Regions from separate parts of the Homo sapiens genome. Here all the other regions are linked to region 3. Evidence: chromatin loops called from intact Hi-C (ENCODE). Cell type or tissue: mammary epithelial cell. All regions are shown on one strand. Links, peaks and the distances in the headings refer to the core of each region. The heading gives the core; the rest is flanking DNA.

Region 1 (8,128 bases), core at 1,741-6,740, 57 kb after region 3:
TACAGATGCCCGCCACCATGCCAGCTAATTTTTGTATTTTTAGTAGAGACGGGGTTTCACCATGTTGGCCAGGCTGGTCTTGAACTCCTGACCTCAGGTGATCCACCCACCTCGGCCTCCCAAAAGGCTGGGATTACAGGCGTGAGCCACTATGCCTGGCCTATTTCAGGTTACTTTTTGTTGTGCAGATTAAAGGCAGAGGGAACTTTATTATCATGTTGACTGAAACTGGCCTATTTGGGGATATTATCTCTATCTCCTGATTTCTCCAAGAGTCAGATGATTTGGTTTGGTGACATGGAACTTTAGTATGAGTGACTCCATCTTGGCTTCTGGTCTGGTGAGCTGGAGCCCAGTGCAGGATCTTAGTCCAAAATAATGACCTCATAATTTTTATAACATCCTTATCCTGGAGCTAAAAAAACAAAACTGCAGCTCTTGTATTCGTTGCTACCAACTGCTTCTTATAGCATGAAAGACAGAAAAAGCAGTTGGATTACATCATTCCCCTGTGTGATAAAGGACAATGTTTCATCACACCTGCCACGCTCTGCCAGCCCTGCCTTTGCCCACCTTCCCAGCATCACTGGGTATCACTCTCTTCCTTATCCACCAGCTTCCAGACCCACCACCAACTGGAAGAGGGTCAATATTACATTAAAGGGGAGCACATAGGGTGACATCGGATGGTGGCCGTCTTTAGGAACATGCAATTAGCCTCAAAAACAAGACTAACCCAGGTGAAACAGTTAAAGACCAGTAAAAGAGCATGCATAATTGTGTGCCAGGATGGAGGGTGCTGATAAGGACAGGGATCTGAAGAGCAGGTGGTGCTGGTGAGTGGGGAAGTCTGAAGGAGGCACTGGGGATTTGGAAGCAGCTTAAGGTGTCAGTACAGTGGTGAACTTCGACAATTAAAGTACTGTTTCACTAAAACAGGTAGGCTCATGTATGTGGAATAAGTATTTTCAGAAATACTTGTCAATTCAGATGGGAGTTTTACTTGCCTGTATGATGAAAGAAGAGGAAGTGGGGAGAAATAAGAAGAGAAGCTCTGAGAGGGGAAAGAAGGCTCAGAATTGCATTCCCCTTGTGAGCGTGCTGTGTCTCAGGGTGCCCACTCCACTGGGCTGCCATTCTTTTCTTCTTTTTCCTTTTCTTTTTTTTTGAGATGGAGTCTCTGTCGCCAGGCTGAAGTACAGTGGCACGATCTCGGCTCACTGAAACCTCCACCTCCTGGGTTGAAGCAATTCTCCTGCCTCAGCCTCCCCAGTAGCTGGGATTACAGGCACGTGCCACCACACTCGGCTAATTTTAAAAATATTTTTAGTAGAGACGGGGTTTCACCATGTCAGCCAGGATGATCTCGATCTCTTGACCTCATGATCTGGCTGCCATTCTTCCACAATCTCAAATTCCCCTTACCCCATTAGGCTTCAACAGGCCCTCATTTGTTTCTTCATCTTCTCTCTGAAGCCATTGTTGAAATGGATCCATCTGCATTGGAATCGTAACCAGGGTTGGTGAACTGCATGGAATGCACATCCAACTAGAGAATGAGAGAGTAGGAAGGCATGCAGGACAGAAAGTGGTAGCCAAAAACTGCTGTGATGAGCCCATGAGAGCTGAGACGGGACTTTGCTTCGGGATCTATTCAACTTCTTATTCTATTATGACGCTGGAAGGAGGGATGGAGAGTCTTCCCACCACAGAGGAGGCCAGATCAGAGTTTGGCCATGCAGGAGGAGCAGCTGCAGGTGTGTGGACCCCCACAACTCCACCCCAGCCAGGTGCCTGTGGTAGCTCCCAGGAAACGCCCTGGGGCCGGCACCCAGCAGCCAGTGGCGGGCACCATCAGTGACTAACATGGATCCATTCTGTGGCCATCTAAAACAACAGGCTGCATTTTGCTCTTAAAAGTCAGCCCCTCCCAGCTACTGGGGAGGCTGAAGCAGGAGGATCACTTGAACCCAGGAGCTGGAGGCCAGCCTGGGCAACATAGGGAGATTTAGACTCAAAAAAAAAAGAAAAAAAGAAAGAAAAGTCGATCCCAAACTTGCTTCCCTTGGCCAGCCTCACAATAGAGTAGACGCAGGGCATGGGCTAGGACTGGTGCCCTTCTGAGGTTTCCTAAGCATAATAACTTGCCTCAGTGCAAACAAACGCAATCCCTGGAAACATAGATATTGTTTCACAGTGTCTACAGCTTCATGTTTTTGGAAGGAGAAACCCTGATGCTCGCAGCAGTGAATGTATGCCAGGGAATGGAAGGAACTAGAGAAATGCACGTGAAACACCGAGGAGTCAGAAGATGCAGCCTCAACTCTGTAAGGCAAGGCAAGCTCTCTCTCAATGCAGGATGCAGTCCAGGCACATCCAGCACCAGGACAGCTGTAAAAGGACACTGGCCTGGGCTCCATCTCCAACCTCCTGAATCAGAACCTCCAGGGCTGGAACATCTGCAGCCTCTCCAAGAAAGAGATTTTTAAGCTGGAGGTGTCTGAGCTCTCTACCTGTCGCCCACATCCTGCTTGGTCAGGAGAGCAGTCCTCCACCCTGACAGGCAGATGGAGAAGGCCTCTGATGAATGGATGGAGGAAGGGTCAGTGAGGGCTAGTGTTGGAGTCCTGAAGGAGTGAGGGAGAGGACAGTGGGTGGGTCCTAATGCTCTGCCCCCCACGTAGGGAGGCTCACAGGGCACATGTCCTCAGGCTCTGCAGGTCACCTACCCAACTTTTAGTTATAATGTCCCAGAGCTTAATATGGGGCTATTTCTCAAGAAAAAATAGTAGCCCCTGTCTTGTCCCCTAACTCCTCATAGCAGCAAGTTTGAAGTTTGCTGATCTACAAAAGGTCCTCAAATCTGGCCTGAAGCAGCAATAGTATCTCTCCATTTATCCAAAAATTCATGTTTGTGTAGTCCTTCTCTGTTGTAATTCCCAAAGCAAGAGTTTTTAAGTGCAGGAGCATGTCTGAAAATCAGGACCCCCAGGGCTCTTGCTCAATCCCAAGAAGGTTAGAGTGGTTCTTAGCTTCAGCTGTCCCATCCTAAACGAGGAGGTGGGATTCTGGAATTTCTAAAAGTCATTCCTACTCCACTGCCCTATAATTTCTAAGAAAAAAGCCAGCCACTTCGTCATAGAGTTGGGTATTCCACCTCCTCTGAAACATGTATGGAGAACAGCTTGAACCTTTTCACTGCTCACCTCTGCTTTTAGTGACTAAGGATAGAAAGGTCAGAGGCAAAGTGGCAAAGGACTTGAAAACTACCTTCAAAAACTAACTGCAAAAACCAAACTACTAATATCGTTTGGTGGCTGGGCGCGGTGGCTCACGCCTGCAATCCCACCACTGTGGGAGGCCGAGGCGGGCGAATTGCCTGAGCTCAGGAGTTTGAAACCAGCCTGTGCAACACGGTGAAACCTCGTCTCTAATAAAATACAAAAAATTAGCTGGGCTTGGCAGAGTGCACCTGTAGTCCCGGATACTCAGGAGGCTGAGACAGGAGAACTGCTTGAACCTGGGAGGTGGAGTTTGCCGTGAGCCAAGATCGCGCCACTGCACTCCAGCCTGGCAACAGAGACTTTGTCTCAAAAAAAAAAAAAAAAAAAAAATGGTTTGGTGTGGGTCTGGCGCCCTCTGGTGTGTTTTGAGACTGTGTCATGCTGGCTGGTGCTAAGTTCTCCCTGCTGCCATCTGTGGTCTGACATGTGAGCACATGCTGTATATGCTGAGAGTGCTGTATTATAAATTATTATTATTATTGTTATTATTTTGAGACGGAGTTTCGTTCTTGTTGCCCAGGCTGGAGTGCAATGGCACGATCTTGGCTCACTGCAACCTCCACCTCCCGGGTTCAAGCGATTATCCCTTCTCAGCCTCCCGAGTGGCTGGGATTACAGGTGCCCGCCACCACACCCGACTAATTTTTTGTATATTTTTTTTTTAGTATAGATGGTGTTTCACCATGTTGGCCAGGTTTGTCTCAAACTCTAGACCTCAGGTGATCCACTCGCCTCGGCCTCCCAAATGCTGTGATCACAGGCATGAGCCACCACACCCAGACTATAAATTATTTTAATTACCACCTGATACTTTCAGTAAATCTAGAAGAAAAATGGTAAATGCAAGGTTTTATTAAAACAAAAACAGGCTCAAAGTTAAAATATACTTGAGCCTTTATTAAAAACCACAATAAAATGGCCAGGCGCGGTGGCTCACGCCTATAATCCCAGCACTTTGGGAGGCCGAGGTGGACGGATCACAAGATCAGGAGATCGAGACCATCCTGGCTAACATGGTGAAACCCCGTCTCTATTAAAAATACAAAAAAATTAGCCAGGCATGGTGGCGGGCGCCTGTAGTCCCAGCTACTCTGGAGGCTGAGGCAGGAGAATGGCGTGAACCTGGGAGGCAGAGGTGGCAGTGAGCCGAGATTGCGCCACTGCACTCCAGCCTGGGTGACAGAGCGAGACTCCATCTCAAAAAAAAAAAAAAAAAAAAACAACCCAATAAAATGCCATCATAGAATATCTATGCTTGTCTGTCTGTCTGTCTCTCTCTCTCCCTCCATGTTTTGAGATGGCACTACAGCAATGTGTAAAAGGTAAATCAAGGTTCATGACCCTGTCTGTATCAATTAGTGGGCTCTTGAGTTTTCTATTGCACCCAACAGCACCCCACTCCTGCAAAAATACTAACAACAACAAAGCTGAATTTTAAACAGGAAAAGAAGGCAACAAAGCTTATGGAAGAGAACAAATATGGAAGATATTTATGGAATAAACATGGAATGGAATACAAAACAAATTATGGAAAATAAATACAATGAATCAGAAAGGATTTCTCAAACCATACTTGAAAATCGTAAATCTTAATGAAAATACCATAGAAAAATAAAACATCTTTCGACAATAAGAGATATAAACAAAGTTAAAAAGCAAGTCATAGCCTGGAAGAGTATATTTGCAATGGGATCTAAAATAAATAAATAATAGCTACAAAACTGTAAGAGACAACCCAAAAGGCAAGTAATAATACAAAAGCCTAAATTACCAATAAACATGAAAAAGATGTTAGGTTCCTTAGTCATTAGAGAAATGCAAACTAAAGCCACAAGGAGCTCTCATAGTGCCTTCAATGAGTTAGCAAAAATAAGACAAAAAAAAAAAAACAAAAAAACAGCTGTCAAGTGTTTTTCTAAGTATTTTCATAAAAGATTCATATACTGCAGGTGGGAGTGAACAGGGAGGCTAAAAAGCAAAAAAGTTTTCTATCTTGTATACATTTGAGTGCAGAAAAAACCCAGAAAACTCCCCTGATAATCTAAGCACACCTGCCCTCGGGTGGGCTTAGGATTCAATATAATGATCTTCAAGTAGTCCAGGAAAATACAAGCCAAGAAATTATAGTAGCCCTAGACTCACAGTGCCTTGGAGCACCTTAACAAAACAAAAACAAAATCTGGAGAAATGTACCCTTAATACAGGCCTCACAGTATTCCCACAAGTCAACCCTTTCAAACATGAGTTTATAATCTAAAATTACAAAATACATTAAAGAGAAAATTAATTAACTGAAATATATATTTGAAAAAATTATTCAGAATGCAGCACAGAGAGAGAAAGAAATGGAAAATATAAAACAGAGGTTAACAGAAACAAAGTGTAGAGTGAGAAGGTCCAATTTACTGCCTAATAGCAGTTCTAGAAGAAAATGACAAGGAAGAGGTAAAATTTAAAGAGACAAATGACTAACAATTTCCCAGACCAATAAGACAAGAATGCTCAAATCCAAGAATTATAATCAATCCCAAGCAGGGTAAATGAATATCTACACCTTAATATTATAATGAATGTATATAATACCAAAGAAAAATAATAACTTACCTATATGGAAAGACAATTTGACTGTAAGAAAATTTCTCGATAGCAGTAATAGAAGTCAGAAATCAATAAAATTATATTTTCAAATTTAGAAAAACAAAAAAAAACCTGTCAGCCTAGACTTTTATATTACTAAACAATTACTCGAGAATGAGGGTGAGATAAAAATACATTTTTATCCAATTAAAAACTGACATCATTCACCAATAGCATACCCTCAGCTAAAGGCACTTCTTCAGAATGTCCTTGAAGAACAAAAATTACTGTAGAAAGAAGATATGAAACACAAGGAAGAATAAAGAATCGGCCAACACGTGAATAAATCTAGATTTATTAATAAAACTAGGTTATTTATTAAATTGGTTGGAAGGTACATGGGCACAGATACTTCTTTATTCTTTTTTGTGTGGCTAAAATATTTGATAGTATTTTTTTAAGTAGCACAGGGAAAAGAGTTCTAGGCAGAAGATTCTGAGGCTAGAAAGAGCTTGACCTACTTATACAACTGAAAGAGAGCTAGCATATCTGGAACAGGGTAAAGAGAAGTGGTACAAAATGAGGGTGGAAGGGAGTAGGCAAGAGACATGAATAGACACTTTCCAAAAGAAGACATGCATGTGGCTAACAAGTATATGAAAAAATGCTCAACATCACTAACCATTAGAGAAATGCAAATCAAAACCACAATGAGACACCATCTCACTCCAGACAGAATGACTATTATTAAATAGTCAAAAAATTGCAGATGCTGTTGAGGTTCTGGGAAAAAAGGGAACACTTGTGGGAATGTAAATTAGTTCAACTACTATTATTGGGGGAAGCTGCCCCCAATATTTCAACGTAGGTTCTTTCTATTTTCCGTAAGTGTCGGCCGGCTGAGAAATAAAGAGAGACAGTACAAAGAGAGGAATTTTACAGCTGGGCCACCAGGGGTGACATCACCTATCAGTAGGACCATGATGCCTGCCTGAGTCTCAGACCAGCAAGTTTTTATTAAGGGTTTCAAAAGGGGAGGGGGTGTAAGAACAGGGAGTAGGTACAAAGATCACATGCTTCAAAAGGCAAAAAGCAGAACTGCTAGTAAGGGTCTAACAAAGATCACATGCTTCTGAGGGAACAGGACAAAGGGCAAAAGCAGAACTACTGATAAGGGTCTATGTTCAGCAGTGCACATATTGTCTTGATAAACATCTTAAATAACAGAAAACAGGGTTCGAGAGCAGAGAAACAGTGTGACCACAAATTTACCAGGGCAGAGTTTTTCCCCACCCTAGTAAGCCTGAGGGTACTGCAGGAGACCAGGGCATATCTCAGTCCTTATCTCAACTGCATAAGACAGACATTCCCAGAGCAGCCATTTATAGACCTCCCGCGAGGAATGCATTCCTTTCCCAGGGTGTTAATATTAATATTCCTTGCTAGGAAAAGAATTTAGCAATATCTCTCCTATTTGCACGTCAGTTTATAGGCTCTCTGCAATAAGAAAAATATGGCTCTTTTTACCTGACCCCGCAGGCAGTCAGACCTTATGGTTGTCTTTCCTTGTTCCCTAAAAATCACTGTTATTCTGTTCTTTCTCAAGGTGCACTGATTTCCTATTGTTCAAACACACATGTTTTACAATCAATTTGTACAGTTAACAAAATTATCACAGTGGTCCTGAGGTGATGTACAACCTTAGTTTACAAAGATAACAGGATTAAGAGATTAAAATAAAGACAGGCATAAGAAATTATGAAAGTATTATTTGGGAACTGATAAATGTCCATGAAATCTTCACAATTTATGATCCTCTGCTGTGGCTCCAGCCGGTCCTGCCGTTTGGGGTCCATGACTTCCTGCAACACATTATGGAAGACAGTGTGGCAATTCCTCAAAGACCCAAAGACAGAAATACCATTCAACCCAGCAATCCCATTGGGTATCTACCCAAAGGAATATAAATCATTCTATTATGAGCACACATGCACATGTATGTTCAATCTAGTACTATTCACAATAGCAAAGACATAGAATCAACCTAAATGCCCATCAATGATAGAGTGGATAAAGAAAATGCAGTATATATACACCATGGAATACTATGCAGCCATAAAAAAAGAATGAGATCGTGTCCTTTCCAGGGACATGGATGGAGCTGGAAGCCATTATCCTTAGCAAACTAACATAGGAACAGAAAACCAAATACCGCATGTTCTTACTTATAAGTGGGAGCTAAATGATGAGAACACATGGACACATAG
Region 2 (8,128 bases), core at 1,025-6,024, 66 kb before region 3:
ATAGACTGAGTTAGGGAGGAGCCCCTCATCCTTAGTTCTTCGGAATAGTTTCAATAGAACTAGTACCAGTTCTTTTTTTTTTTTTTTTTAGACAGAGTCTCACTGTGTCACCCAGGCTAGAGTGCAGTGGTGAGATCTTGGCTCACTGCAAGCTCTGCCTCCCAGGTTCACGCCATTCTCTCGCTTCAGCCTCCCGAGTAGCTGGAACAACAGGTGCTCACCACCACGCCTGGCTAATTTTTAGTTTTTGTATTTTTAGTAGAGACGGGGTTTCACCATGTTGGCCAGGATGGTCTCTATCTCCTGACCTTGTGATCTGCATGCCATGGCCTCCCAAAGTGCTGGGATTACAGGGGTGAGCCACCGCGCCCAGCCTCAGTTCTTTGTACATCTGGTCGAATTCAGCTGTGGCTTCATCTGGTCCAGGGCTTTTCCTTGTTGGTAGATTTTTTATTGATGATTTGATTTCTGAACTTGATATTTGTCTATTTAAGGTTTCAGTCTCTTTCTAGTTCAATCTTGGGAGATTGTATGTTTCCAGGAATTTATCCATTTCCTCTAGATTATCTAATTTGTGTGCATAGAGTTGTTTATAGTATTCTCTGAGGATCTTTTGTATTTCTGTGGGATTGGTTGTAATGTCATCTTTGTCATTTATGATTGTACTTATTTGGCCCTTCTCTTTTTTTCTTTGTTTAGCTATCACACTATCCATCTTGCATATTTTTTGAAAAACTAATTATTGGTTTCATTGATCTTTTGTGTGGATTTTTGCATCTAGTCTCAAAAAAAAACAGCACTTCAAAAAGCACTTCATTTAGTGCTTTTCTAATTTTAGTTATTTCTCTTCTGCCAGCTTTGGGATCAGTTTATTCTTTTTTTCTAGTTCCCTTAAGTGCAAAGTAGGAATGTTAATTTGAGATATTTCTAACTTCTTGATGAAGGCATTTAGTGCTATAAACTTTCCTCTTAACACTGCTTTAGCTGCATCCCAGAGATTCTGGTATGTTGTGTCCCTATTTTCATTAATTGCAAAGATTTTTTTAATTTCTGCCTTAATTAAGATTTTCACCCAGGAGTTATTCAGGAGCAAATTATGTAATTTCCATGTATTTATGTAGTTTTGAGAGATCTTCTTGATACTGATTTCTATTTTTGTCTCACTGTGGTCAGAGTGTGTGCTTGGTATGATTTCAAACTTTTTGAATTTATTGAGGCTTGCTTTGTGGCCAAGCATGTGGCTGATCTTAGAATATGTTCTGTGTGCACATGAGAATGTATCTTCTGTGTTTGTTGGACAAAGTGTTCTGTAGATGTCTATCAGGTCCAATTGGTCAACTGTCAAGTGCAAGTACGGAGTTTGTTAGTTTTCTGCCTCAGTGATCTGTCTATTGCTGTCAGTGGGTTGTTGAAGTCTCCTGCTGTTATTGTGTGTCTAAATCTTTTTGTAGGCCAAGAAAAACTTGTTTTATGAATTTGGGTGCTCCAATGTTGGGTGTGTACATATTTAGGCTAAGTCTTCTGGTTGGATTGTGCCCTTTATCATTCTATAAGGAATGCCCTTCTTTGTCCTTAATTTTTATTGGTGAAAAATATGTTTTATTTGTCCAGGAGTGGTGGCTCACACCTCTACTGCCAGCATTTTAGTAGGCTGAGGTGGGCAGATCACGAGGTCAGGAGATCGAGACCATCCTGGCTAACATGGTGAAACCCCGTCTCTACTAAAAATACAAAAAAATTAGCTGGGCATGGTGATGAGCACCTGTAGTCCCAGCTACTCAGGAGGCTGAGGCAGGAGAATGGCATGAACCCAGGAGGCAGAGCTTGCAGTAAGCCAAGATCGCGCCACTGAACTCCAGCCTGGGTGACAGAGCGAGACTCCGTCTCAAAAAAAATTAATTAATTAATGAAAAAAAAATATATATATATAAAGTTATGTTTTATTTAACATAAGAATAGCGACTCCTTGTCTTTTTTGTTCTCTATTTGCATGACAGATCTTTCTTTATCCCTTTACTTTCAGCCTGTGGATGTCATTAGGAGTCAGATGGGTTTCTTGAAGACAGCAGATGGTTGAGTCTTGTCTTTTAATCCAGCCTGTCATTTTTTGCATTTTAAGTGGGGTGTTTAGCCCATTTACATTCAGGGTTAGTATTGATATGTGAGATTTTCATCCTGTCATCATGTTGTTAGCTGGTTGTTGTATAGACTTGTTTGTGTGGTTGCTCTGTTTTGCCTATGGGCTATGTGCTTAAATGTGTTTTTGTGGTAGCAGGTTCTTTCAATTCCATGTTTAACACTTTTTAAAGGATCTCTTACAAGGCTGGTCTAGTTGAAATGAATTCCCTCAGTGTTTGTTTCTCTGAGGATTTTATTTCTCCATCACTTATGAAGCTTTTTGGTGAGATATAAAATTCTTAATTGGAATTTATTTTCTTTAAGGGCACTGAAAACAGATCCCCAATCTCTTCTGGCTTGTAAGGTTTCTGCTGAAAGTTCTGCTGCTAGCCTGATGGGCTTCCCCATGTGCATAACCTGGCCCTTCTCTTCTTTTTCCTTCAAGATTTTTTCCTTTTGCATTGACCTTGGTGAATCTGCTGACTATGTGCCTTGAGGATGATCATCTTATATAGTATCTAGCCTGGGTTCTCTTTATTTCTTGGATTTGCATGTCAACCTTTCTAGCAAAATTAGGGAAAGTTACATGAATAGTATTTTCAAATATATTTTCCAAATTGTTTATTCTCTCTCTTTTTCTCTCAGGAATGCCAATGAGTCATAGCTTTGGTCTCTTTACATAATCCCATATTTCCATCAAGTTTTGCTCATTTTTAAAAATTCTTTATTTTTGTCTGAGTTGGTTAGAAAAGCTCTGAGATTCTTTCTTCAGCTTGGTCTGTTCTGTAGTTAATACTTTCAATTGTATTATATAATTCTTATAGTGAATTTTTCAGCTATAGAAGTTCAGCTTGGTTCTTTCTTAAAATGGCTATTTCTTCTTTCCGCTCTTGGATCCCTTTATCTTTATCTAGGACCACTAATCTTTGGATTAGTTTTCAATTTTCTTCTGAATCTTGATGAGCTTCCTTGCCACCCAGATTCTGTATTCTACGTCTGTCATTTCAGTCATTTCCAACTGGTTAAGAACCATTGCTAGGGAGCTAGTGGACTCATTTGGAGGTAAGGGGACACTGGCTCTTTGAATTGCCAGAGTTATTGTGCCAATTCTTTCTCATCTGAGAGAGTTGGTATTCCTTTAACTGTGGCGTAAGTTGAGTATAGTCAGTTGGCTGCATTTTTCTGAGGGCCAAGGTTCTGTGCACGGTCTTTATTTGTGGCTGAATTCTCACCTTGGTTTTATAGGAAGGTATATTAGCAAACTATTTTTGTAATTTAGGTTGACTTCCAGTAGATGGCACATAAGAGTAATGGTTGGTAGATAGAGCTTAGCCACATGGCTCCTTTGTATTTCCTGGTGTTTCCGGCTGTGCTCTGCAGTACAGTGGGAAGAGAGGTGACCACCTCGTCAGGTCCGCTCCTGGGCACTGGGGAAGCCCCTTCCAACCAATGGCACTGTGCCCATGTTTCTTTTGGCAGGTGCGCTCTCTCACACAGAGGCTGTGGTAGGGAGATAGGCCACCCCTTTCCCAGTCAGCTGGCCCTGCAGAGGGAGACATGCCCACTGCTGTGGTAGCCCACAGGTTCATGTAACTCAGCCCTCTCAGTACGCTGAGAGTGTGGGCTCCTCTCCTGCTCTAATGTGTGCTACAGATCTCGCCTTGGCACTCCCAGGCTTCAACACTGCAGCCCCAGGGAAAGCTCAGGCTTTTTGTTCCCTCCTCAGCTTAGGGACAGCAGGGATAGGGACCCCGGCAGTGGTAATGACAGGGGGCCTATCAGTTGCCTCTGGGGACTCTATCCCAGACAAATGCAAAACCACAGCCAATTGGGGTGATCAGCCAGGGTTGGGGCAGCTGTGCTGCTGGGCCCAAGCTGGGGGCCCTGCCTGAAGAGCAGGAAGGTCAGGCAACCCAACCCTGAAGATAGCCTGGCCTCCTCTCTGTAGGATGCTGTGAGAAAGTAATCAGGCTCTTTGTTCCCTCCCTAGCCTGGGGGAAGCAAGGGCGGGTACTGTGGTGGCAGCAATGGCAGAGGCCTGTCAGTTGTCTTTGGGAGCTCCATCCCAGAGAAACACAGAGCCATCACCAACTGAAGTGATCAGGCAGGAGTAGTGCTGGGGGCCCAAGCCAGGAGGCACCCTGCGCAGTGAGGAGCAGCAGGGCCAGGGACCCATGTGGAAAACTGTCTGGCTGCCTTTCCATATGGCAGCTGTGGCATGCTGGAGGCCCATGACAGCTGTCGGGGCTTTTTACTCCCTCTCCAGCCTGAGGGCAGTAGGGGCACAGGCTGCAGCAGTGCAGAGGGCCTGTTGGTTACCTCTGGGAGCTCCATCCCAGAGCAATGAGGGCTGTGACCAGCCGGAGTGCTCAGGTCGGGGGTGGATGGCTGCGATGGAGGCCCAGGCCAGTGGGCCTTGCCTGGCAAGGTGCAGTGGAGGCAAGGCCTGCAGTCTGTCTGCTCCCCAGCATCATGGATATGGCCCCTATCCTAGGGGCACATGACAGAGCCTGGCCTACCTTGTTGGCCGGGCTGTGGCAGCTGGTGCTGGGGTGCTCAGAGATCCACATTGGCTTGAGCAGTGGCTCTGCCCAGACTCCAAGCAGCTCTTCATGTCAGTCTAGAGCCCCAGGGTGTGTGTGTGGGGCGGGTGGAGTCATGGAGGGTCTCCTGCGCCTGGGAATTACAAACGTCCATGGCAGAAGTATGGGTCCCCAGGAGCTTTCACTCACTCATCCTTTCCCTGCTGTAGGGAGCTTCCCCTTGCTCTGCACCCAGGTGGGCAACTGTCCTGCCTTACTCCCCTCTGCTCTCAGTTAGTCACCACTGCTTCCTTGATGAATCCCAACACAGCCTGCTGGACGATCAACCTGAAGAGCTCATGTTCACTCACCACTCTCATCTCCTCTTGTGAGAGCTGCACACACTAGCTGCTTCTAGTCAGCCATCTTGGCGCTTCAGATACTAGTTTTCTTAAGTAGAATTTACTAACTTGGAATAGAATCATCCAAAACTTAAGAGCAGAGAGTTTAACTATTTTTAAAAACAGAAGGATAGAAAGAGATGGAGGGAGAAAGTAATTCTAGTGGGCCGAGTTCCATAACTGCAGTGCATAGAAATGTTTTTGTCACCAGGCGCGGTGGCTCACACCTGTGATCACAGCACTTTGGGAGGCTGAGGTGGGCAGATCATGAGGTCAGGAGATCGAGACCATCCAGGCCAACACGGTGAAACCCTGTCTGTACTAAAAATGCAAAAAAAATAGCCGGGCGTGGTGGCAGGCACTTGTAGTCCCAGCTACTTGGGAGGCTGAGGCAGGAGAATGGCATGAGTGAACCCAGGAGGTGGAGCTTGCAGTGAGCCGAGATCGTGCCACTGCACTCCAGCCTGGGTGACAAAGCGAGACACCATCTCAAAAAATAAAAATAAAAAAAGAAATATTTTTGTCACCTTACCTACAGTGAGATTATTATACATCACGTGTCTTGCTGATGGAAAACAATGCTTGTTGCAATAAAACCACTGCCTTGAAACACTACTATACATAACTCTTTAACATTTCTGACAGTTGCTTCCCAGCATGGATGTAAAGAACTTCAACAAAATTCATCAGACTCAAATATTACCATGTTAGTCAGGCTGGTATCAAACTCCCGACCTCAAATGATCCGCCTGCCTTGGCCTCCCAAAGTGCTGGGATTACCGGTGTGAACGCACCATGGCTGGCCAGTGGTTGAATTTTTTAAAAAGTATTAATGGGGTGCTTGAAAACTAGAATATCCATCTAGATTTGTAAGACAGTATACCTGCATACTGGTGTGGCTTCCACACTTGAGTAAAAGCTTCAGAGTAGGCCTCCTAGATTTCCCCAAGATACTCTACTCTTATTTTTCTTTTTCTTTCTTTTTTTTTTTTTAGACGGAGTCTCGCTCTGTTGCCCAGGCTGGAGTGCAGTGGCACAATCTCAGCTCAGTGCAACCTCCACCTCCCGGGTTCAAGCGATTATCCTTCCTCAGCCTCCTGAGTAACCGGGATTACAGGCACGTGCTACCACACCTGGCTAATTTTTGTATTTTTAGTAGAGACGGGGTTTCGCCACATTGGTCAGGCTGGTCTCGAACTCCTGACCTCATGATCCACCCGCCTTGGCCTCCCAAAGTGCTGGGATTACAGGTGTGAGCCACCGTGCCCGGCCGATGCCCTACTCTTAAAATAGTGCCATTCATTTTCTAGGTAGGATCATATTCCACACTGACTATATTGCTAGGGGTGGCCTAGAGGGTCAGGCCTTTGGGAAATGGCACGGCCTTTACCAGCTTCCCTTCTCTCCCAAAGAACTTCCCCTCTTGGACTTTAGATTGAGGAATGGGGCAGAGTAGTAGGCGGTGCCGCTGTGCTTTGATAAAGGCCCCTGTGGCTGGCAACAGCTCTTACCTTTTGTCTCTGGGTCCTGGCGTGGGTGGAATTCCTGGGCGTTCTGTTGGCTCATCTGGGGCCATCAGTCCACTTTGAACTACTCACTGTCTCCTCTGCCTCCACCAATTAGAAACCCTTCCAAGGGACAGTGAGAGCCAAAGCCAAGAAAAGCCTTGTTCCCTATTTGGTGATTGAGTGACAGTGGGTGAAATCCTTTCTCAGAAAGAACTAGAAAGAACTCAGTGCTTGTACTCACAGTGAGTAATGTCAGGGCTGACCCATCCTGACACCAATCTTGCCATGCTTTTACTGTGTTGGAGGCTTCTACATTTGGTACTGGCAGTCAGTAAGTCTTAATGGAACATAATTGTACTTAACTATGCCATATGTACGTATTCACCGATCAAAACTTCACTGACTAACCAACCAAACCCCACACTTCATCCGATCCCCCATAGACTTGGGGATGGGCAGGTATTCTTTGGCCATATGGTATAAGAGGGTCATTCTTGTCACTACTAAAGTTAGCCTCATCATTTTGTGCTGCCCCAAGACCAACAGGGCCTCTCCTGTAAACTGAGTGCAAGCAGGCTGACAATTTTAATAATAGTCCATACCATGTATGTGCTTCTGTCAGCAGAATGTATATGTTATGCAAAACCTCCAGGCTCCTTAAGCTTTTTGCTGTCCATGAATCCTCTGTGGCAACTGTAGTCACAGAGCCAGAAGCCAGAGGGTCAGGGATATGAGAGGCTGACAAATAGCTGGGGACATCTGGGGAGGAGATCCCTGTCATGTCTCTTGTGCCACAGAGCTATTATGGCTGGTCTTCCATTTGCTATTTCTTTCTTTAAGAGAAAATCATTTTTCTACTTCGCTTTTCTCTCCATACTTAAATGGTCAGTAGCTACTGAGTGGTGCTTTATCTGAACAGGCCTGGGTTGAAGCAAAATAGAAATGGGACTGGCTTTCCACAGGAAGTAAACTGCTCCAGAGCCCACAGTCCCCTGCTCAGTGCCCGGAAACTAGTCAGTCATCCCTGTTGGCAGTAAGTGTTCCCATAGCCGTTCCATTAGAGGTTTAACTAGATATCTTCAATAGAAGTCTGAGACAAGTGGGAGTGAGAAATGGAGGACTAGATTGGGAGAATTTTTTTTTTCATTCTGTTTGCTTAATTCATGGTACAGTTTGTGCTATTTCATATTTGTACTCCAGGAAAAAATATAACTTAAAAATACCGTGTCTAAAGAAATTTCAGTGCTCTATCATCATTAAATTATTTACTTACATGCTTATATGACAGTCATGCTCAGATGTCACTGTCGTTGGTTTCTTGGGTGTATTTTCAATGTGTCTGCTGCTGACTCTCACATCACTGGGTTTCCTTGCAGGTTTTGTATTTCAGCTCTGAGCTTGGCTTCAGTGGGATTGTTCTCTGTGCAGACCTCCCTGTCTTGCCACGGTGTTTGTCTCTACTCACACTCCGTGGGGTTGGCTGTCCCCATAGCACAGTCCTGTTTGTAGGTCCTGGCCTCCCGTGATGTACTGCCAAGTGCTACCAGTTCCTCACACTGATACTGTTCCAACCACAGCC
Region 3 (8,128 bases), core at 1,361-6,360:
AATCCAGTCTACAGGAGAGGCTGGAGGCCCAGGCACAGTTGATGTAGCTAAAGGCCAAGGGCAGTCTGAAGGCAGAATTCCCTCCTCCTTGGGGGACCCAAATGTTTTAACTTCTTTAACTCATTGGGTAAAGCCCACCCCCATTATGGAGCAGACTCTGCTTTACTCACATCTACTGATCCAACTGCTAATCACATCTGAAAAACACCTTCACAGAGACTTCCAGATTGGTGTTTGGACAACTGGGTACCGTGAATTAGCCACATTGACACGTAAAATAAATCTTCCCAAAGATTCATGTAGAATTCCCAGAGAAGGGAAAGGTTGCATCAAAAGTGAGTGGAGTGGCTGAGCCGAGACAAGTGTGTTCACTTCTGCAGGGCATGCCTTTTTCACTGCTTGCTGAGGCTGAGGGGATGATGCTCTCGGCAGAGGAGCCAGTATCCAGTCCCTCGGAAGGGGAAGGCTCAGGGCATAGCCCCCAGCCTGACTCCTCCTGACTAGCCTACACCCTACCCACACTAGTCTTTCCTAGGCATGGAGGCAGGTAAAGGAGAAGAAAGATGCCCCTATGTTGCCACTCAAGTGCTGGTAAGCTTCACAGGCATTTTGTGAGAAAATGTGTGTGATCTTGGAGATCTGAGCAACTGCGATTGTCTAGACTGGGACCAACGCTGGCCCTGCAGCTGAGCAGAGCAGCCCTCCCACATGTTGATGACAGCCTCAGGCCAAACAACCTGCCACAGAGGGTAGAGAGCAATGGACAAAGCCCAGGATTCAGTGAACTGAACTGGAAAATCTTTCATAGAGATGACAGGTGCCCAGACCCGAGATGGGGGTCTATGGAATTGGAAACTGACAAAGTGGATGTAAACTGTGTCCTGCTGGCCTCATTGTCCTCTGCTAATTCAGAATCCTGATGCCTACAAGGCCCCCAGCAGCCTCCAGACACCAGGAGAGGTGGAGTCTTTCTCTTTCCTCTCCTGGGATCCAGCCCTGGCCACACCCCACAGTTCACTCCACATCACCAGACACAAGGGTTTGCGGCCACTCCCTGCAGGTTCCTGCTGAACAGCTCACTCTTCCAGGCACCACCCAGAGCTTGCAGGTGCCAAAACCTCAGCAGTGACAGAGGTCTGTGAAACAGGCATTGAAGCTTTCCTGTCAGCATCCCCGGGCCAGGGACATGTTCATGAGCTAGGCTGTGAGACCATACACATTACAACACACTCTCCTGTCCTCCCAGGGACTAAGGATTTGGCCTGGACCAACCTTTGTGTGCCTGGCACCTTCTTCTCTGTGAGGGGGCACCTCCACCGGCTGCTTTCCTTTTGGTTCACTCTGGTAGTTAACCAGACATGCCTGGAAAGCACTTAATCCCGGTGCTGGACACAGTGAGGCTCAAGCTGGAAACCCTGCCATGCTGATAACGTGTTCCTCTGCCCTTGTGCAAAACACACACATGCTAGTTACATTTAAGAATGTAGAAATGGCCAGGCATGGTGGCTCACACCTGTAATCCCAGCACTCCGGGAGGCCGAGGTGGGCGGATTATGAGGTCAGGAGTTCGAGACCAGCCTGGCCAATGTGGTGAAACGCTGTCTCTACTAAAAATACAAAAATTAGCCGGGTGTGGTGGCGCGAGCCTGCAGTCCCAGCTACTAGGGAGGCTGAGGCAGAAGAATCGCTTGAATCCGGGAGGTGGAGGTTGCAGTGAGCCAAGATGGTGTCACTGCATTCTAGCCTGGGTGACAGGGCAAGACTCCTTCTCAAAAAAAAAAAAAAAGAATGTAGAAATAATTGGAACTGTGATGACTGTGGGGTCATCCTAATTCAATATATTGCTTATAGAATGAAATCTACATCTTTATTTATGAAAAGTTTTCTGTGGATGCCAACAATACACAAGAACCAGAAGCCAGCACTTGCTAGGATGCTTGAACTTGCCCTTGGTGAGCCGTGCACCTCATCTCGGGCTGCCGCTGCTGGTGTAACTGGCTGTGCAGGCTCACCCACACTCCCACACCCCCCTTTTTCTTTAACAAGTGAAATCCTTTCTCAGGGGGTGGCTATGAGATGTTTGCCCCTTAGTCCACAGGTAGGAGCTATAAGAGCACAGCACCCCATTTTAATTAAATGCAATAGAACTACCACATAAGTACATAAAGGCAAGGCAAAGTGACAGTGTCCAGACCAGCAAGTGCTAGAGTCAACAGAGATCTTAAACGGCATCTAATCCAGGGCCCTTGACCTTAGAACACAACTCCAGGGAGCGGCCTCAGCTCCCTCTAACCACTGCAGTTAGATTCTCGGGGCTGCCCCAGCCTCCATACAGGCAGGCTGAGGACCAGTGACGTGATGTGGTCCGGGGGTTCTCAAGCCCACTGGTTCATAAGAAGCACCTGGGGAGCTTTATAAAGATAAACCTCGAGGGCTTGTCTCAGAATTACTTGGACGTGGGGTCTGGAAATCTGTATTTTTAAAGCTCCCCAGGAGATTGTTTCAGGTTTGGGACCCATTGATCTTCTCAGCTCCAACACTGTCTGAGGCCACAGAAAGGCAAAATGTTCATTCCGTTCCCAGCAAATTCAGTGAGCAAACAAGAAAGCAGGACTAGAATTCAGGTCTACAGAACTCGCAGTTCAGCATCATTTATGAAAAATTATTATATCTCTCTCTCAAGCTAGGAAGAAACATATGCTAGTGGTCACAAAAAACTAAAACATGTTGTTTCTACTTCATCAAGGAACACCCCCTCATCTAGAAATAAACTCCAGCCCCAAATTGAGTGTTTTCAGTTGCTTATAAGGAAGACCTTCCTAACTGCAAAAGTCAATTACTGGAATCAAGGGTGACGTGGGAGGGCTCCTTGTAAAATGATATTTGTAAAACATTCTTTCACTTCTCCAAGAGAATTGAGATGCAGAAGCCACTTTGACATGCCTGTCACTGTGGCGGTGCCTTTGAAAGACCTGAAGGAAGTACAAGACGTGGCCTCCAGGGGCACACCTCCTTCCCAGGAAGACAAACAAATGATATGGAGCCCCCAGAGGGTGGCAGGGCAAACACGATGATGCCTCAGCCCTTGGGAGAGTGGGCAGAGCGTTGCTCAGACAATGCTCCTTTAGCAAAACAAGCCTGAAAGGCAGAATACGGCTCCAAGCCCCATCCAACCCTAGAAGAAGGGAAACAGTCACCGTTTGATTTTTCTTTTAGATTTTCTAGTTCCTTGTTCCTTGGTGCTGTCATTGTTGGAGTGTTTTGTTGTTTCTTTTGATTTTTGTTAGTTTGCTTGGGGTTGTCTTTCACCCAAGCAATCCTTTGCTCAGTCAGAAATGAAGTATTTGACACATGGTTGCGAAGCCTGGGGCTGTTCTATAAATTCCTGGTGCTTGAGTGATTCCAGGTGTCCTGCATGAATGAGGATCTCATCCCTGTGTCTGGAGCCCCGAGCATTGTAGAATGTGCTCCCTCTGCTGGTTCCCTCTAAAAACGAAAACTTGGTTTTGAAACGGATTTGAATTCCCACAGTGCTCTCTCCTCAGATCCAAGAATCTGACCTCTGCAGAGTGATTAGAATTTTCTGGCTAAAGCGATTTTTTGTTTAAAACAACAACAACCTGACTCCTAGACTCATTCAGGTTGACCACCTTAGACAAATCCGGCTCACATGGGCCCTTGGAAGAGAATGCTATGGTGAAAAGAGAAAATCAGAATGTGTTTATTTTCATAGTTGGCCCAGCAACGAGCAGAGCAGGGCAGCTCGGGCAATGTCCTCAGATGTGCCCACGGACAAGCTGTAAAGGACTCACACCTAAGGTATCTAGGAGGACGAGGGCCACCGGAGTCAGCAAATAAAAACACCAGAGGGCCAGTTAAATATGCATTTCAGTGTAGTCCTGGTTACTCATGAGGATGAGGCGGGAGGATCGCGTGAGCCCAGGAATTTGATGATTGCACCACCACACTCCAGCCTGGGCTGCAGAGCAAGACTGTCTCAAAAAAAAAAAAAAGTGCATTTCAGTTAAACAACAAACAGTGTGTAAAGTATAAGTATGTCCCATTTAATACTTGAGACATAGTAATAAATCTCACAAGGCTCCCTGTGTTTTATCAGGCAACCCTAAAGGTGAGGAAAGAGGAACTAGGAGGAGGAGAAAGCTCAGTCTAGAGGCTTAAAAGGCTCTTGGATGCCAACTGCTCAAACGTGCTGGTGCCTGGAAGCTGGTGACAGCTGAGCCACTAGACCAGAGATGATAGACTGCCCCACGGAGACCCCGGCATAAGTCTTCTGTGTGGGGTGCTATTGCAAGAGCTCAGACTGGGAAGAATCTGTTCTCTGCCATCTCTGCAGGGCTGATTTAAATCCCACCACCTTGTCTTTTTTACACGACCTATTTATTACGAGACACTTTAAAGAACCTTAGTAAAATACTTTGGTCTTATCATCTTCAAAGTCTTGGTTTCAATCCCAGTGTTATGGAGCTCTTCCCTGCAGTTTTACCTCCTCCAGCCAGGCCCTGCTCCTCCATTTATCAACTGATTAATCAAATGCCACTGGTCCTGCTTGTGTGACTTCGCCTGTTTCCCAGGCTATACTCATGCTGGTTGCATATTAACACATACTGTGCTTCAGCAGCCAGTGGCTTTATTTCCTAAGGGGACATTTCACAGGCACAAAAAGATCACCCATAAATTTACCTTTTTTCCCCTCACATGAACCAGGAGAGGGTGTACTGAGTTTAAGCTGGGCCTTTCCCACTTCCATCTCCCTGCACCCAAGTCCACTTTAGGAGCTGGCCTGGCACCACCCAACGTACGTGAGTGGTGGATGAGACCTCAGGGCCTCAGCCACCGCCACATCTCAGGCAGACTTTCCAAGAGAACCTGCAGCCAAGCAGCTACCAGTTTTCTCCTGGTCATCCCATGACAGCACAGTTGTTTTTTCATTCTCTTTACTTGTTTTTTTCTTGCCTAAAATCCCTAGGTGTGTTTTTAAACCCTTCACTGGCAGTGGACAGCCCACTCTGTGTGCCTTTCTGGGTTAGCAAGGACTAAGTCAGGGCCTGGCGTGTGTGAGACTGGGATGTGGGCTGTGCTCCTTCTCTTTTTTTCCCACTTCTCCCAAGAGTAAATGTCCTGTCTTTGTGAAGAGCTGATCCCAAGATCGATGTGTTCACAGAGCTAGACCAGCTTGTTTCATGCTGACTTAGATGTTGGGTTACCATAGACAGTTATTTAAAGCACCTCAGAGAGAAAGAAAGGCGGCCAAGATAATGAAGTAATCATTATCATCTGCGCCTGCCCTGGAGGGACACTGGCCCCAAAAGGACAAGGTCATTCTAATGCACCCCAAAACCCAGCCTGGCATCTCACAAGGGACAGATCTGGCATGAAAATGTGGGGGGATGAACACAGCTCTATTAACTAGAAAAAGAACCATGCCGGGCGCAGCAGCTCACACCTGTAATCCCAGGACTTTGGGAGGCCAAGGCGGGTGGATCACCTGAAGTCACAAGTTCGAGACCAGCCTGACCAACATGGGGTGAAACCCCATCTATACTAAATACCAAAACTTAGCTGGGCATAGTGGCAGGTGCCTGTAATCCCAGCTACTTGGGAGGCTGAGGTAGGAGAATCACTTGAACCAGGGAGGTGGAGGTTGCAGTGAGCTGAGATTGCACCACTGCACTCCAGCCTGGGCAACAAGAGCGAAAAAACTCCGTCTCAAAAAAAAAAAAAAAAAAAAAAGCGATGATCTCAAATCCTACTTTTTAAAAAATTAATTTAGATCATCGTTTAAGAATGACAGCCCCATCATTATTAGATTGAAGCTAATCTTTATGACCAAGGCAGCCAGGTCCTTTGTGACATTCTCTCATTCCCTAGCTCCCGCTTCCCTACGCAACTCTTAGAGCAGCTTGGTTCACCCTGGAAACATGGATAAATATCCATGTATCAGGGGCATGGAGAGGGGAGGAGACATAGAAATTTCTCTAACTTAGATTGGGTGACTGGCATTTGCCCTTTTCCTGGTTTCATCTCAAAGACTCTTGATAGGGCAAATAAATAGTGTCTGAAATGGTCTCAGGGAAATTGGCAGGGTGGGGGGCTCAACTGCATCTGCTAGAAGCAGGAGCCTGCTGGTACAGATCTGCTCCTGGTGGGAGCCAGCACAGGGGAACCCAGGCCGGAGTCTCAGGCTGGAACAGTTGCAGGCCAAGCAACTTCACAAAGTCAGGAGGGCTCTTGTTTTTTGTGACAGAACCTCTCATCTTCTCCTAAATGTTGTTTCCATCATGCTGCTCTCATTCTCAAGGGCCTCAAAGCACAAGGATAAAGCCCAGTGTCTGCAAAGCCCACCTGGCTTGACAGCCAGACTCCTGCTGTGCTCTGATGGGACTGTCTGCTGGGCCACCATGCACCTACCCTGGACTCTGCAGGAGCCAGTCTCCTCCTGCCTCCTTTTCTCCCACATTACACACTGCCCTCCTCCTCAGCTTACCCAGCCTTCAGAATCCACTTGAACTTGAGCCCCTTCCGGAATCGCTCCTCTTTCCTTGCCTAGAGCTCATCCCTTGCTTGCTGCTCTGAACAAAAGGTCTGACCTGTTGAGCCAGCACTGGCCTTGGGCTGGCTTCGGACTCCTCTTACGTCAATATTCTCATCTAAGGGTGATGTCTTATCTCCCTAGACAGGTTGAAAGCTCTTTCAGGGGATAGGCCTGGTATGATGCTGCACACATGTCACAAGCCTCCAATCAATAGTTCAGGAATAAATAAATGTTTGTGTGTCTGTGTTTGTCCCCCCAGCTCTGGAAAGCGTGGGAGCCAATGACCAAGAGGGCAGCCTCTCACTTATCAAAGAGCCACATTCCTCCCGAGTTAACGAGCATATTTGTGTGAATAATGTTTTTTTTGTTATATACAGTTTACATACATATATGTGTTGTGTATGTGTTATATGTGTTATAACTTTTTTTTTTTTTTTTGAGATGGAGTTTCGCTCTGTCCCCATGCTGGAGTGCAGTGGCACGATCTTGGCTCACTGCAACCTCTGCCTCCTGGGTTCAAGTGATTCTCCTGCCTCAGCCTCCTGAATAGCTGGGACTACAGGTGTCCGCCACCACGCCCGGCTAATTTTTGTAATTTTAGTAGAGACGGGGTTTCACAATGTTGGCCAGGATGGTCTCCATCTCTTGTCCTCATGATCCACCTGCCTCGGCCTCCCAAAGTGCTGGGATTACAAGCGTGAGCCACCTCGCCCGGGCTTATATGTGTTACAACTTTCTATGATAAAAGTGGAGATGATTCACATGGGGTGAACCTGTTTTCATTCTAAGATTGAAAAACAAAAATCAAAAAACTCAGAATGAAGTTTGTTTTTCAATCACCTATTAAATGGAAAATGGTAATTTTCTGAAAAAGCATCTCATTATGGGGGACTTGGGGGAATGGAGAGATGTAGGGCAAAGGACCCAAAGCCGCAGATATGTGGGGTGAGAAGTCTAGAGATCCGAGGCCCAGCATGAGCCCTATAGTGGCAACATTGTATTAGATCCAGGAAATGTGCACAGAGTAGATTTTCCATGCTCCTATCACACAGGCCCTCTCCCCGCCACCCCACACACAGAGGGTAACTGTGGGAGGGGATGGATATGAGAATTTGCTTGATAATCATAACTATCTCACTGTGCATAAGTATATCAAAATATCATGTTGTACACTTTAAATATAATAAAAAGCATCTTATTACACAACATAAGTCACAGGGAATGAAAACTGTGGGAACCTAAAGTACCCCAGCCATTGTGACATTTCGGGGGAGCTGTACCCACAGAAGGAGAAGGTGTGCCTGTCTGAGCCCCTCACAGGCCCGCACCTGCTTCTGGAAACGCCACTGCTGATTCCCATCAGTCATGGTGTTTACAGCTCCAGGCAGGATCATCACTGGAGCTGACTTGCTAATTTCTGAAAAGCCAGTATTTCTTTTCTGGAGGATGTTCATATGCCAATCTCAGGATTTCCTGTGCATGAAGAAATGAGGACACAGTGTGGAAGCGTGCTTGCCTGAAGCTTTGTTTTGTTTTTTCATCCTGGCTCCAACCCCAGGCGGCCCTCCTCTCGTC
Region 4 (8,128 bases), core at 2,075-7,074, 91 kb before region 3:
GAGTTCCCTTATTTTCTCCTGCTGTTTTTAGAATTTTTCTCTGTCTTCAATTTTTGACAATTTGATGATAATGGGCCATGGAGAAGATCTTTTTGAATTATATCTGTTTGGGGATCTGTGCGCTTCCTGTATCTGCATGTCTAAATCTCTTGCTACACTTGGAAAGTTTTGTTACTTTGTTAAATAGCTTTTCTATCCCCTTGGTTTGTTCTTTGCCTTCTGAGACACTGAAAATTCAAATGTTTGGTTGCTTTGTGGTGTCCCATGTGTCATGTAGGCTTTGTTCATTGCTTTTTTCTTTTTTTTTAATTTTTGTATGATGGGGTTATTTTAAAAGATCTGTCTTCAAGTTCTGAAATTTGTTATACTGCTTGACCTAGTCTGTTGTTGAATTTTTTTTTTTTTTTTTTTTTTTGAGACAGAGTCTGTCTCTGTTGCCCAGGCTGGAGTGCAGTGGTGCCATCTTGGCTCACTGCAACCTCTGCCTCCTGGGTTCAAGCAATTCTTATCCCTCAGCGTCCTGATTGGCTGGGATTATAGGCACACACTACCATACCCAGCTAATTTTTCTGTTTTTGTAGAGATGGGGTTTTGCCATGTTGGCCAGGCTAGTTTCGAACTCCTGATCTCAGACAATCTGCCTGCCTAAGCCTCCCAAAGTGCTGAGATTACAGGCATGAGACACCATGCCTGGCCTTTTTTTAATGTTTATTCCACATTGTGTCAGTCCTCACATGTCTCCTGGGATCCATCTGATATGTAATCTGTTGGTTTCCCAGCAGTAATAATTTCATGTAAAATCCCAAATCTGACCTGAAATATTTTCTCTTCTCATTATCTTTACATAAATATTAACCATTTTGACATACTGAGATATAATTCAGTTGGTTCATGACTATGCTAGTAGCTCCATTTTTATATATAAATAGACATGCCTAAATCCCGTTTATTTTTTTGTATACACATTTATTTAATTTTTAACTTTTAGGTTCAAGGGTACATGTGCAGGTTTGTTATATATGTAAATTTTGTGTCATAGGGGTTTGATGTACGGATTGTTTTGTCACTCAGGTGATAAGCATAGTACCTGATAGGTAGCTTTTTGATACTCACCATCCTCCAGCCTCCAACCCTCAAGTAGGACCCAATGTCTGTTGTTCCCATATTTGTGTTCATGTGTACTCAATGTTTAACTCCCACTTATAAGTGAGAACATGTGGTATTTGGTTTCCTGTTCCTGTGTTAGTTTGCTTAGAATAATTTTTAAGCTGGATCTGGATGGCCTCCAGCTCCATTCATATTACTGCAAAGTGCATGATCTTGTTTTTATTTTAGGGCTGCATAGTATTCCATGGTATATGTGTGCCACATTTTTTTAATTCAGTTCACCATTGATGGGCACCTAGGTCAATTCTGTGTGTTTGCTATTGTGAATAGTGCTGCGATGAACATATGCATGCATGTGTCTTCATGGTAGAATGATATTTATATTCCTGTGGGTATATACTCAGTAATAGGATTGCTGGGTCACAGGGTAATTCTCAAGTTCTTTGAGAAATCACCAAACTGCTTTCCATAATGGCTGAACTAATTTACATATCCACCAGTAGTGTATAAGCATTCCCTTTCCTCTGCAACTTTGCCAGCATCTATTTTTTGGCTTTTTAATAATAGCCATTCTGACTGGTATGAGATGGTATCACATTGTAGTTTTGATTTGCATTTCTCTAGGATCAGTGATGTTGAGCGCTTTTTCATGTTTGTTAGCTGTGTGTATGTCTTCTTTTGAGAAGTGTCTGTTCATGTCCTTTGCCCTTTTTTTTTTAATGACGTTTTTTGCTTGTAAATTTCTTTAAGTTCCTTATAGATTCTGGATATTAGACCTTTGTCAGACTCCACCTCCTGGGTTCAAGCAATTCTCCTGCCTCAGCCTCCTGAGTAGCTAAGATTACAGGCACCTGCCACCACACCTGGCTAATTTTTGTATTTTTAGTAGCAATGGGTTTTCACCATATTGGCCAGACTGGTCTCAAACTCCTGACCTCGTGATCCACCCACCCGCCTCAGCTTCCCAAAATGCTGGGAGTTCTTTAGGTTTCTATTAGGTCCAATTGGTCAAGTGTTGAATTTAAGTCCAGAATTTCTGTGTTAGTTTTCCGTCTTTATGATCTGTGTGATGTTATCAGTGGGGTGTTGAAGTCCCCTGACTATTGTTGTGTGGCTAAGTCTTTTCATAGGTCTAGAGGTATCTGTTTTATTAACCTGGGTGAGCCAATGTTGGGTGCATATATATTTAGGATAGTTAAGGCTTCTTGTTGAATTGAACTCCGTATCATTATGTAATGCTCTTCTTTGTCTTTTTTTACTATTGTTGGTTTAAAGCCTGTTTTATCTGTTTTAGGAATAGTGACCCCTGCTCTTTTTTGTGTTTTGTTTGTGCGATAGATCTTTCTTCAACCCTTTACTTTGAACCTATTGGTGTTGTTACATGTGAGATGGGTCTCTTGAAGACAGCAGACAGATGGGTTTTGTTTTTTTAATCCAATTTCCACTCTGTGACCTTTCTTTCTTTCTTTCTTTCTTTCTTTCTTTCTTTCTTTCTTTCTTTCTTTCTTTCTTTTTTTTTTCAGAATCTCTCTCTGTCATCAGGCTAGAGTGCAGTGGCATGATATTGGCTCACAGCAACCTCTGACTCCTGAGTTCAAGTGCTTCTCCTGCCTCAGCCTCCTGAGTAGCTGGGATTATAGGCATGTGCCATCATGCTTGGCTAATTTTTATATTTTTAGTAGAGACAGGGTTTCTCTACATTGGCCAGGATGGTCTCGATCTCCTGACCTCGTGATCTACCCACCTTGGCCTCCCAAAATGCTGGGATTACAGGAATAGCCACCGCACCCAGCCCACTCTGTGACTTTTAAGTGGTGTGTTTACATTCAAGGTTACTATTGACATGTGAGCTTTTCACCCTATCATGAAATTGTTAGCTGGTTTTTTTGTAATTTCTATTGTGTGGTTGTTTTATAGGGTCTGTGAGCTATGTACTTAAGTGTGTTTTTATGATAGCAGGTATCATTCTTTCATTTCCATGTTTAGAACTCCCTTAGGCATCTTTTGTAAGACTGGTCTAGTGGTAATGAACTCTCTTGGCATTTGCTTCTCTAGAAAAATGTTTTTATTTCTCCTTCACTCATGAAGCTTAGTTCGGCAGGATATGAATCTTTTGATTATAATTTATTTTCTTCAAGAATTCTGAAAATAGATACCTCAATCTCTGCTGGCTTGTAAGGTTTCTGCTGAGAAGTCTGCTGTTATCCTGATGGGGCTACCTTTGTATGTGATCTGGCCTTTTTCTCCAGTGCCTTTAGGGCTTTTTCTTTGACAGTGACCTTGGACAGTCTGGTGAGTATATGCCTTGGTAATGTTCATTTTTTATAGTATCTCACAGGTGCTGTCTGGCTTTACTGTACTTAGATGTCTATCTAGCAAGATTCAAGAAATTTTCTTGAATTATTCCATCAAATATGTTTTCCAGGCTGTTTTCTTTTTCTCTTTCTCTCTAGGGCATGCCAGTAATTCGTAGGTTTGATCACTTTACATAATCTCATATTTCTGACTTTCTTCACTTTTAAAAAATCTTTTTTCTTTATCTTTGTCTGACTGGATTAGTTCAAAAGACCAGTCTTCAAGCTCTGAAATTATGTTTTCTACTTTGTCCAGTCTATTGATAAAGCTTTCAGTTGTATTTTGAAATTCCTTAAGTGAGTTTTTTTAATTCTAGAAGTTCTGATTGATTTCTTATTAAGATGTTTATCTCTTCCTTCATTTCCCGGATTGATGTAGAAGTTTCTTTTTGTTGATTTCAACCTTGAATCTCATTGAGCTTCCTTGCAACCCAAGTTTTGAAATGTTTATTGTTATCTCTGAGTTTTCATTTTGGTACGAAGCATTGCCAGAGAGCTAGTGTGATCCTTTGGTAGTGTCACTACATTCAGATTTCTCATGGTGCTAGAATTCTTGTGTGGGTCCTTCTCATCTGGAGATGCTAGCACTTCTAATTTGTGTAATTATTTTTGTTTGGGTAGGATTTTTTCTTTTTCTTTCCTTTTCTATAATATTATTGTTATTTTTTTCTTCTTTCCCTTTCCCTCCTCCCTAGGGGTGTGGCTGTAGAGCATGCTGGGTAGGGTCTTTTGGCTTTGCTTCTGTAGCCCTAATGCACTTCTGCCAGCAGGTTTTATATTGGGTGTGTGGTTTGACCTACAAGCCAGTAGATGGCGCCATGGGTAAGAGCTGGCTGTTGCCAGTGCTGCTGGCTGTGTACTTGATCCTTGTTTATTGGGAGGAGCTCTCTCCTGCCCCAGGCAAAGGGCTGATTTCCTGAGTACACATTAATCTGAGCTCCCTCAGCCCTAGGGGTAGGGGGATTGGGGGCACAAGATGGGTGGAGCCAGATAGGGAAGATTCCCCCAGTGTTGTCCTGCTCCCAGTCCAGGTTTGGGACAATGCCGGCAGCGTTTCCCTGTGTCTTTCCCCCACAAAGTCTCCAAGTCTCTCCTCAAATGAGCTCCAAGGCTTGGGAGAAACAATCTCTTCCTCTGCCCGGGTTGCGTGGATCTCCAGTGGAAAGGTGAGACAGAGGGATGCTGTCTGCCTCTCTCACTTACTGAGGCTTCACTCACTTCTATCAGTCGAATGCTGTCCTGAGGGCTGCTTGCCTGCAATGTCCTCCGCAAGATCTGGGATGTCCTTCATAATTCCGGGGAATTGCCATTTCCTTTCTTGAATTAAAGCTCACAGAGTTGGTCTTTATGTACTTGCTTGCTATTTCCAAATGACTGAGGCATGCTAAAAGCCTGTAATCTGCCATCTTGGAAAAAACATCCTTGCATCCTTAAGAGAAATGGCACTTGGTGTTGATACATGGTGTTTCTACATTGCTGAATTCACTTTGAAAATATATGTATATTTTAAAATCTACATTTATATGTGAGACTGGTGTAAAAATATCTTTTATTCTACTGTATTTGTGCAATTTTGGAATCAGTTATATTAATATACTAAATGAGTTGGCAATTTTTCTTTTTTACTATTATCCAAAAAAATTATAAAAGACATAATTGTTGCTTTCTTATAGATTTAGTAAAAACCTCATCGTGTCCTTTTGTGGAGCGATGGTGAGAGATATTTTTACTGTAAATGTAACTTGCGTATTTTTCACCTGTGAGGCAGAGGTTGCAATGAGCCAAGATTGTGCCACTGCACTCCAGCCTGCGTGACACAGCAAGACCCTGTCTCAAAAAAAAGAAAGAAAATCAACTTAAAATGCACTCCTTGAATATTTCTGAGTGTATTTTTATACCACGTATGTTCCTTGAACTAACTTCTTTTCTTTTCTAGGAAGAACCGGAACTATGATTTGTGCCTTCCTTATTGCCTCCGAAATATTTTTAACTGCAGAGGTATGAAAGATGTTCTACAAACTTTGTCTTATGATGATTGAGTTTGCTAGTTCTGAAACATCACTGGTAGGACGTTAAGGTGTTATTTGAGTCATGGTGCTTAGTAAAATTGTAATTAGAGAAGCAGTTTTTAGAAAGTCTGTTTTTGATACTTTCTTGTTTAACGTGCACTAGTTAGTAGCTGACCTCAGAATCTCTTTGGGCAAGGACTAGAGTGAGGTCAATGAGGTGCAACATTTAAGGGAATGCTAAAAATTGTAATAATTAAAATAAATAATTTTAACACAATATTTTAATAAAAATTAACGTAAAAAAATCTATGATGTATACAATATCAACATTTTAAATAAAGACAAGACCTGATGGGGCAGGATTAAGGTGCGGGGTGTAAAGCCATGTTACACAGAAAAAAACATTCAGTAATCAAGATGCTTCCCTCACTTCACCTGGCTCTGCTCTTACTCCTGCCAGTACCATGTCTTCTTCCTTCCTCGTGAGAATAGTATCAAGCTTAATTAGATAAATTCTCCAAAGAGCCTTGCCCATCCTCACAACTCTTAGGTAGATAAAAAGCAACATTTCACAACTCAAAACAAAGCCTCTCCTGAATGTAAGTATCTTTGCTTAGTCAATACATGTGGAGTCTGTGACCTCTAGAAATTTCTGATAAGACAAGGTGGGCTGTTTCCACTTAAAGCAGAGTTCTCAGTCATTTTTCTTTCTGCCATTTTCTTGCTGAGATGCTACCATTTCCAGCAGCTCTGCTCGAGTTGTTTGGCCTGCAGTCTAGGGAAGAGGTGGTGGTTGTGCACAATGCCCAGCACTCCCATTCCACCACCTTTGCTTTCTCTGATTTGAGATACACAGATTTTGAAAATGGGTGTTCTAGGATGGTGTTTTTCAAGCTATGGATCATGATTTATCAGTGAGTTGTAAAATAAAGTTACTGGGTTGTAACTGACATCTTTTAAAAATAAAATGGAATAGAGCAGAATAGAAAATATCAAAAGGTTTAAATATTGGGGTGTGTGTGTGTGTGTGTCTCCTAGGTTTATTAATGTGGATTGCAGCTTAAAAAACAAAAGGTTTGAAAGTCATTGACAGCCATTGATCCAGAGCCCTAGACTGAGATCCAGGGACCTGTATCTGCTGTGCTGCTGCTTCTAACTGGCTGCAGCATCTCCTTGGCAGGTTGCTTGGTTTTCTTTTGGTCTCAGTGTTGTCATTTGTAATATGGAAAGAAGGGTTGGACCAGATGCTTTCTAAGGTCTTTCCAGCTCTAAAATTTTATGAATGTATGAATCCTTGAATGAGAGAAGTCCTAATTTTGTTATTTTCACTAACCTCTGCCCAAAGATCACTCGGCCGGGCACAGGTGGCTCACACCTGTAATCCCAGCACTTTGGGAGGCTGAGGCAGGTGGATCTCTTGAGGTCAGGAGTTTGAGAGCAGCCTGGCCAACATGGTGAAACCCCTATCTCTACTAAAAATCCAAAAAATTAGCTGGGCATGGTGGTACACACCTGTAGTCCCAGCTACTCAGAAGGCTGAGACAGTAGAATCACTTGAACCCAGGAGGCAGAGGTTGCAGTGAGCTTAGATCCTGCTACTGTACTCCAGTCTGGGTTACAGAGCAAGACTCTACCAAAAAACAAACAAACAAACAAACAAAATCACTGACTTTAGGAAAGAAGGTGGGTGTAGAAACCCTAAGGGTACCTAATATAGGAAAGGAAAGAGTGCAGATGAACCATGGTTGGATTGTACCCTTTTTTGCAGGAAAGCCTGTATTATTTTGGAGAAAGGCGAACAGATAAAACGCACAGCAGTAAATTTCAGGGACTAGAAACTCCTTCTCAGGTAAGTTTTCTTTTTAAAAATGGGAGGTTTTTTTAGGGGAGTGGGTTAAGATTGCCAGCTGTTATTTGGTTTCATTTTAGACTCTTCTCCTTTGGTGATCAGGCAGCAGCAGTTGGGTGCCCTGCAACAGGCCTTGGTCCCTCCCTGAGTCTGAGGGTCACGCTTTAGGTGCTGCCCACATGCTGGGGACTCTGGCTTCTCCTCAGAGAATCCTGCTTTCTATTCTATACTGGTTATTGTTTATGGAGCTCAGGAGTTGATTATTTTCCCAAAGTAGGAAGGTCCAGTACCCAAGGCTCCAGGACTCTGAAGTGTGTCTAAAATCACCAGCCTTTGATTTCAATGTAAAAAAGATCCAAGTCTTTCACAAACCCTTACTTGGGCAATTCAACCCTTGCAAAACATCACAAAGAACTGTTTTTGGATGACTCATGGTTGTGTGTGTGTGTGTGTGTGTGTGTGTGTGTGTGTGTGTGTATTTTCTGTGTGTTGTGGGGGAGGTGTATTTTAAAAGAGAAAATAAAAGGAGAAATAAACTTTTCAAAACCCCTTCTGTATACCAGACAGTATTGCACTTTTACGTATCTCATTTAATACCCATAACACCTATATGAAATATACACTGTTACTCTGTTTTTTCTTTTAGAAACATTTTGTTATGGAAAATTTTAATCATATACAAAAGTCCAGAGCATCATACAATATATCCACATATAGTCGTCACATTGCTGCAACAGTCATTTCAGCCGGCAGCCAGCCACATTTCATCCGTTCTTTCCCACTCCACTCACACCCCTCAACCCCACTCT

The links. A loop is a pair of places that touch in the nucleus more often than their neighbours do. Peaks named below come from ENCODE experiments on the same cell type or tissue, not always from the same donor. Only the 100,000 strongest peaks of a DNase experiment are listed, where the experiment ranks them.
Region 1: a loop joins it to region 3, with 9 times the contacts of the local background. A loop is called at or near these places in 25 of 110 quality-filtered maps.
Region 2: a loop joins it to region 3, with 15 times the contacts of the local background. A loop is called at or near these places in 17 of 110 quality-filtered maps.
Region 4: it touches region 3 in a loop (18-fold over the local background); 31 of 110 quality-filtered maps call a loop at or near these places.

What each region holds. Positions count from the first base shown.
Region 1 is chr13:24,724,529-24,732,656 of GRCh38, forward strand. All of the region lies in intron 3 of LOC105370118 (a long non-coding RNA gene), which reads right to left. Among named protein-coding and RNA genes, the nearest start is that of RNF17, 36 kb to the right of the region's middle. In mammary epithelial cell, for the core only: a CTCF peak has its summit at 3,665 (motif pointing left); a DNase peak (open chromatin) is centred at 3,663.
Region 2 is chr13:24,602,607-24,610,734 of GRCh38, forward strand. It overlaps LOC107984610 (a long non-coding RNA gene), which reads left to right and starts at 7,282. Exons shown (of 3, transcript XR_001749794.1): 1 at 7,282-8,128. In mammary epithelial cell, for the core only: a CTCF peak has its summit at 3,437 (motif pointing right); no DNase peak of the experiment used is centred there.
Region 3 is chr13:24,668,098-24,676,225 of GRCh38, forward strand. No RefSeq gene overlaps it. Among named protein-coding and RNA genes, the nearest start is that of ATP12A, 8.2 kb to the right of the region's middle. In mammary epithelial cell, for the core only: a CTCF peak has its summit at 3,484 (motif pointing left); DNase peaks (open chromatin) are centred at 3,414 and 3,874; H3K4me3 peaks cover 151 bases; H3K27ac peaks cover 3,653 bases.
Region 4 is chr13:24,576,264-24,584,391 of GRCh38, forward strand. It overlaps the pseudogene TPTE2P6. Among named protein-coding and RNA genes, the nearest start is that of PARP4, 68 kb to the left of the region's middle. In mammary epithelial cell, for the core only: a CTCF peak has its summit at 4,241 (motif pointing right); no DNase peak of the experiment used is centred there; H3K4me3 peaks cover 234 bases.